3 separate regions of the Homo sapiens genome follow, and all the other regions are linked to region 2. A link is an interaction called in ENCODE POLR2A ChIA-PET data of the cell type or tissue named here. Cell type or tissue: OCI-LY7. All regions are shown on one strand.

Region 1 (2,500 bases), 200 kb after region 2:
GTAAATATTTATGAAGCACCTACTATGTGCCACAAGTGTTCTAAACATTTGTGATACGTACATGAACAAAACAGACAATGGTCTATTCTCAAGAATCTTACACACTGGTAGGTTTCCTGCACAGCAGGTTTTAATGAAATTGGCAGGCAGGGATATCGGACTGTGTGAGAATATTGGTGAGGAATCTAGCGATGGAGAGTAAGTAAAGGGATCATAAGGGCCTTCTGATGCTGGGCATGCTTTCTCTGCACCGAATTTACTCTAAATGAGTTTCCAGATAAGAAGTGTTTTCCCATGAATTTGCATCAATAGATTTAAGACAGAATATATTTAATAAAACGAATAAGTAAGTGGTGGATCATTGGTAAAGTGACCCAGGCAATAAGGACATAGAACTTCCACATTTATCTCGGTAACAGGCTTGCTTTATGTGGTAGATATAAAAAGTCCAGAAAAGTTGCATGGAAATCAAAGGATATTTTTAAAGTCCTTAAAGAATGTGTGAGTGCGTTTGTCTTATATAGAATTACACGGTGAATTCTTTTGTTAAATAATGACGATGTCTTGTTTTATTTCCACTGGGAATTTGAGTTTCCATATACTGCTTTTTATACACAGACATAAATGTCCACTCTTCATTAACTATCCTTGGATTGAAAATCGTTAATAAGCCATAACATTGCCTAATATTTGGTTGACACCTTGTGTTGGGGTGTGCGCATCCATGCTCTTAAATCTACTGATGCAAATTCATGGGAAAACAATTCTCATCTGCAAACTCGTTTAGAGTAAATTAGGTGCAGAGAAAGAATGTCCAATATAAGAAGGCCCTTATGATTCCTTTACTTGCTCTCCATCCCTAGATTCCTCACCAATATTCTCACACAGTGTGACATTCCTGCCTGCCAATTTTATTAAAGCCTGCTGTGCGGGAATTTCCTTTCTCTGCTTTACTAGCTACCAAGACAACCCCGTCAACGTGATTTTTCACACATTTTCTCTTCCTGTGTTCCGCATCTCAGTGAAATTTCATCTCCCTGACTCACTGTTAAGTGTTTCTCATCTGAAATCACACTCACTCGTAATCTCACATAAAGTGCAAAAAGAGGAAGTTACAAAAGGAGAAAGACAGACCAAAGTCCTTCTCCTTCCAATGATTCAGACATTAAGCAAAAGCTACGTGGGAATTGTCCAGTCAACCAAGACTAGCAACTGAGCACCAACATCCACAGAACAGAAGATTAGGCTTGGTGTACCACACTCCGCATGCCACAGTACTTGTCCCTTAAGGGAGCACATACATCTGTCTAGGTATTCAAATCTGAGGAACCGATAATAGGTGTTTCATAGACCAAAAGAGTCATTGCAAACTGGATTCCCACAGGATAGACCCTGCAGTGCCTCCTCAGGCAATTAGAAGCAGAGCTAGAGGAGGGACAGCCAGAAGGAACGGAGGCAGAAGACAGGAATGAAGAGGAAGAAAACTCATAGAACAGAGGCTGAGAAGTGGCTTTGGAAGGAAGTTCCCTGCCCGTGCCACCTTACTGTCAGAAAAACCTCAAAAAAGTCTCTTAGAGGAAATAAGCAGCCTCCTATTGTTTATCACAAAAAGCAAAAAGCTTTAATACCACCCAAAGCTGAGGTCATGTAGGTACATTCTAATTCCAATATTCCCAGCACCTCCAACAATATGTTTATGCACATGTCCAGTAATAGCCACATCATCACAATGTTAGGACTAGGAGCTGGAACCTGAGTCTGACTTGCTTCTGACCAGTGTGTCATGGTTACACTTGGTCAGTTGGAAGTCCTTGCATTGCATCAAGAGCTATGTGTAGCGCTTAGCTATACATGAGTTCTACTATCGAGGACTTGGTATCTAAACTATAGATCAAACACCTATGATGGAGACTGGAGGAAACTGATCAAAATAGGCTGTTTGTGTGGTTATGTGTAGTCAGAAGTCAGGTGGAAGGAAGACTTCCTGGTTTCTTGTTCCTTTTATCTTAATTCACAAAGGAAGCATGGGAAGGGATGCATGGGATGAGAGGGGAAAAAAATACAGGAATTGAAACCCTAAGGCAATCATGACATGTAGAGACACATCAGTGGTCATCTTTGTTGATTATTTCCATCATCAGGCATGCAATTACTTTCTAATGGTGACCATCATAGCATAGAAAGTATTAAGGTCCTGGGAAAAACAAATGTGAACCAAAAACCTATGTAGAAAATACACACACATTTTAAAGGGGAAGTTAATCAATTAACCAAGACAGCACTAAGTAGTACTACAATGGCTAACTGGTTTCAACCTAACTGAGCTGGTGGTTCCTTTGCTCCCAGGCATATTCTTTGAGCTCTTAAGAGATGGGCCAAGGCTTACCAAAAAAAAAAAAAAAAAAAAAAAAAAAAGAAAAAAAAAGAAAAAAAGGCACCTGATGGAATCAGCAGAAATCATATAACACAGGCTCAGAGTGACAAACAGATTGTCCAAATC
Region 2 (2,500 bases):
AGAAGATCATTTCCTCTTGTGTTGTTTGTTTGCTTTTTTTTTTTTTTTTTTGGTCTCCCAGGCTGGAGTGGCATGGTGCAATCTTGGCTAACTGCAGCCTCCCCCTCCCAGGTTCAAGTGATTCTCCTGCCTCAGCCTCCCAAGTAGCTGGGATTACAGGCACATGCCACCATGCCTGGCTAATTTTTTTGTATTTTTAGTAGAGATGGGGTTTTACCATGTTGGCCAGGCTGGTCATGAACTCCTGACCTAGGTGATCCTTCCACCTCAGCCTCCCAAAGAGCTGGGAATATATATATATATATATATATATATATATATATATAAATATATATATACACACATATATATATAAATATATATACACACATATATAAATATATATACACATATATATAAATATATATACACATATATATAAATATATATACACACACATATATAAATATATATATACACACATATACATAAATATATATATATATACACACATATACATAAAAATATATATATATATACACGTATATATATTTTAAGGGTAGTCTGCAGTCCTTTCTATTAATACATTTAATATCTTTTTACTTGGAAATTTGAGTTGCTTCACAATGTATGAGTGTTTGGAGATGCTACTTTTTTTGAGGAAGCCCCTTCCTAGAGGGCTGGGAAAGCCACCATTGTGAGACTCTTGTGGGAAGGTGAACATTCACCCCCAATACAGAAAGCCCCAAAACCCAGATTCTTGTTTCCTGGATCTCTGGTAGCATATGTCTTTATGCTCATCTGGGGGTTAATATGCTAAGTATAGATTTAACTATGCGTATCTTTGCTTACAGGCATGTGTTTATTAAAAGCTCAGGAAAAGGACTTGGCCACTAAGGTCAACAGAACCAAGGTGGGAGGAACTAGTGATTTTTATAAGTCATATATTTAGCTGTCCTGACATTGTTCTTTTTAAGTGCTTTCAGAATTAGTTCCTATTATAGATACACCATTTCTGAATCTGAAGACCGAGAAGGATTTGTAAAAGTATGGAGGGCTTATGATAATTTTATAAAACTGAGGTTTTGTATATTTTATATATAAGATATTCTGTATCAAATTTTTTAAAAAATGTTTTTTCAACTAGTTGATTTCATCACAAGGCTCAAACCCTACAAATTCTGAAGTTTTATTTATGTTGGCATTTCTGATTCTGTTATGTTCCACAATTATTTGTATGTTCTCTGTCTAGAAAGTCTATGTCTATGTCTAGCCTCACTGCATGTTCCTGACTTGGGTTTGAGGATGGCCAATGGAAGAAGGAGTCATTGTGTCTCTAAATTGGGGCATTTAAGGACTGCAGCTGTCAGTTTCTTTCCTGATGGCTTTACCCTTTGTTTGATCACTCAAGTGTTAATGCAGTGCTGCTGCTGGCCTGATTTCACCATTGCTTCCCCTCCACTACCTGCCTAGGCATGTCCTCTCTGTAGGAATTGCCAGGCTTCTCCCTGGTCTAACTGTCTCTCAATTCTCTTTTCTGGCTTTCCCATGGGTTGTTCTCTCCCCACGATCTTTATTATTCCTCTTTGTCTTTTCTCCTTTTTTTCTTCCCCTCCCCTGTAGAAAAATGGGTCTGTATTTTGATAGCTACGGGGTATATATGTGTATATGCAGAGGGGTATATGTGTGTTTGTATAAAGCTTGAATATAGGCCAGGCACAGTGGCTCACACTTGTAATCTCAGCACTTTTGGAGGCTGAGGTGGGAGGATCACTTGAGCCTAGGAGTTTGAGATCAGCCTGGGCAACACAGCAAGACCCCATCCCTACAAAAAAAATTAAAACGAGCTGGGCATGGTGGCATGTGCCTGTAGTCCCAGCTACTTGGGAAGCTGAGGTGGGAAGATCATCTGAGCCCAGGAGGTCGAGGCTGCAGTGAGCCATGATCTAGCTAGCCATTGTACTTCAGCCTGGGTGACAGTGAGACCCTGACTGTAAGAAAATAAAATAAACAACAATAACAAAAAAGAACTTGAATGTAAATATTAGAAACACATTCTTCATTCCCAGCCACTCGCTACTTTGCCTCACATGTCCAGTGCCCAGTGCCACACCCCTTAATTTCTTGGCATATCCTAGAAATGCATATAGACCTCCACCTAGGTTTTCCCTATCTGCAGCCTTCAGGGAACCTGGCTATTGTTTTTATAAAGTTAATGGTCCTGCTACTCTTGTGAGAGAATGCTGCTGCTAGAGCCCTGTGTATGAATGTCTGCCTTTTGTCTTCCCTTTCTTGGGAGTCTTGGGTGTCTTAGTTTCGGACATCCCAACCTGGGGCAGGGGTGGGTGGATGGGATCCTGTGTCTCAAACTTCATTTGTCTGTCATGGTATTCTCTCACCTCTCCAGAGTACATAAATGACTTTTTCGGGCCCCAGAGCTTGAAAGTATGCACAGGTACATGTGCCCACACACATTCTGCCTCTAGTACAAGGGTAAGCCCAAGGTCATTGAAGTAAGTCA
Region 3 (2,500 bases), 78 kb after region 2:
TGGTTTAGGAAAGTTTGTAGTTGTTTTGCTTTTATTTGTACTTTTAAAATTACATTTTTAGGCCAGGGGTGGTGGCTCATACCTGTAATTCCAGCACTTTGGGAGGCAGAGGTGAGCAGATTACTTGAGGCCAAGAGTTTGAGACCAGCCTGGCCAATATGGCGAAACCCTGTCTCGAATAAAAATACAAAAATTAGCCTGGCATAGTGGCGCGCACCTGTAATCCCAGCTACTCGGGAGGCTGAAGCATGAGAATCGCTTGATCCCTGGAGGCGGAGGTTGCAGTGAGCCGAGATTGCACCACTGCACACTCTAGCCTGGGCGACAGGGTGAGACTCTGTCTCAAAAAATTAATTAATTTAATTTTTAGTATTTGAATGTATAATACATATACCTGATACAAAACTTAAAAGCTATAAAAGGGTATACAGTGAAAAACATGTCTTCTTCCCACTCCTATTTTCCAACTATTCAGTTCCCCTCTGAAGAGGCAATCTTTGCACATAGATTTTGTGGATACACATATAAAGTCATAAAAATTGCAGACTTCCCTTATTCCAGTCACCAAGAAAAAAGAAAGAACAGTCTGGGTGCGGTGGCTCATGCCTGTAATCCCAGCACTTTGGGAGGCCAAGGCAGGTGGATCACCTGAGGTTAGGAGTTCCGGACCAGCTTGGCCAACATGGTGAAACCCGTCTCTACTAAAAATACAAAAAGTAGCCAGGCATGGTGGTGGACACCTGTAATCCCAGCTACTCAGGATGCTGAGGCAGGAGAATCACTTGAACCCGGGAGGCAGAGGTTGTGGTGAGCTGAGATCACGCCATTGCACTTCAGCCTGGGCAACAAGAGCGGAACTCCATGGAAGGAAGGGAGGAAGGAGGGAGGGAGGGGCCGTCTGTATTGCCTTGAGAAAATGCTAGAATTAAGAGTTCTGCTGCCTGAAGTATATACCATGTTATAATTTTTAATATGCCTGGAGGTGGGGACTTGTCCTGTCGTTGGAGGCCGTTTGGCCAGACCATGGAAAAGCAAGCCTATGTCCTGTCCCTAATGGTGACAAAGCCAAGAGTCTCTGAACATTTTATTACGGAATTCTGATAACACATGTGCTCTCTAATTCATAAATCACTTCATATCACAATGTGGCTTGAATGAGAATAAATGTAAAATGTGTTCTTAAGCCTTAAGCAAGTATGGAACCCAGTTTGCTTTCTAGGAGCTGAGTTTGAAGATGATTGAAAGTAAAAGAGTTAATGAAACCTCATCTTGTTTTTAAATATATAATGAGCAGGATCTCTGCAAGATACCTTAATTAATACTGCCCTAATGGTTAAGATCATGTCCTGTTAGAGTATGTGTAACTAGGATTAATACTGAGGTGCTTTTCCCCACTGGATGGTGACACAGTAAGTAAAGAGGAATCTGAGTAGCCGCTGTAAGGCATTGGTCATGACAGTGCACATGCAGACTTCTTTACCTGTATCAGTGTCCTTTACCTATGCAGTGACAAGCATAAGTCAGCGGTTAATGTTCCCTGCCAAAGGAACTCTCATGTTGGATAAACTTTGCAGTGCAGGTGGTAGCCTACCCTGCACTTCCCTGAAAGGTGAGGGTGAAGATTTCACCCCCTCGCTGGCAGGCCTGCATCTTAATGCTGCAGGGTGAGGATGCAAGAGATGCTTGATTTCTTTTGAAAGGATTCATTTGATGATTCTTTTTTTGGAAAATGTCACGCAATTCAGGGAGATAGAATAATTGTTTAACTGAAAGCATGGGTGGGATGTGTTAAAAGCAATAGCTGGGCATGGTAACGTGCACCTGTAGTCTCAGCTACTTGGGAGGTGGAGGCAGGAGGATCCCATGAGCTAGGGAGTTGGAGTCTAACCTGGGCACCATAGGAAGATCAGGTCACTAAAATACATAAATAAATAAACAAATAAATGACATAGTGTGAAGCAAGTTCACTATGCACTGGTTACCAACTTCTCTGAGTCTAGTGAGACAGAACACCCAAGCACACAAGTTATACAAAGCGGGTTTATTATCTATAGATAGGCATCAAGGAATAACATAATCCTAGAATTAATTGCTAGCTAGCTGGTCCCCCATGGTTCAAGCAAGCTGCCAAGGAAAGATGGAATCTTGTCCCTGCATGCCCCACTTGTACCCCAGCTGAGGGACCCTGGAGATCCACCCACCCTGGGTTTTATACCCTGAGTCATGAGATCTTCTGGGCTAAAGTGTTGAAGGACATCCTGTTCTGGGGACATTGGAACTAAGTCCAGCTGTTTCAGCCAGGTCCCCTCTTATCTCAGGATGTTGCATTCCTAGCACACTGGTACAGTTATTCTTGAGAGCTACAAGCAAGAAAGAGCATAACTGAGTCAGTGCAAGGCCACTCAGAGAACTTTCCTGTACATAGTCCTTGCTATGGATATGTTTTCTCATTTTGCCACAAATAAATGATATGAAAAACTGATAATGTTCAGTTGCAGGA

What was found. ChIA-PET counts read pairs that join two places held together with the same protein. Peaks named below come from ENCODE experiments on the same cell type or tissue, not always from the same donor. Only the 100,000 strongest peaks of a DNase experiment are listed, where the experiment ranks them.
Region 1: POLR2A ChIA-PET joins it to region 2 with 6 read pairs; 3 of 35 experiments call an interaction of 5 or more read pairs at or near these places.
Region 3: POLR2A ChIA-PET joins it to region 2 with 5 read pairs; 7 of 35 experiments call an interaction of 5 or more read pairs at or near these places.

The regions. Positions count from the first base shown.
Region 1 is chr5:107,364,465-107,366,964 of GRCh38, reverse strand. No RefSeq gene overlaps it. Among named protein-coding and RNA genes, the nearest start is that of EFNA5, 310 kb to the left of the region's middle. In OCI-LY7, no CTCF peak of the experiment used is centred here; a DNase peak (open chromatin) is centred at 1,084.
Region 2 is chr5:107,567,386-107,569,885 of GRCh38, reverse strand. The region is part of intron 1 of EFNA5 (ephrin A5); the gene reads left to right. Among named protein-coding and RNA genes, the nearest start is that of EFNA5, 100 kb to the left of the region's middle. RefSeq lists enhancers at 1,095-1,630, 1,344-1,683. In OCI-LY7, no CTCF peak of the experiment used is centred here; a DNase peak (open chromatin) is centred at 1,375; H3K4me3 peaks cover 789 bases; H3K27ac peaks cover 2,249 bases.
Region 3 is chr5:107,489,695-107,492,194 of GRCh38, reverse strand. The region is part of intron 1 of EFNA5 (ephrin A5); the gene reads left to right. Among named protein-coding and RNA genes, the nearest start is that of EFNA5, 180 kb to the left of the region's middle. In OCI-LY7, no CTCF peak of the experiment used is centred here; no DNase peak of the experiment used is centred here.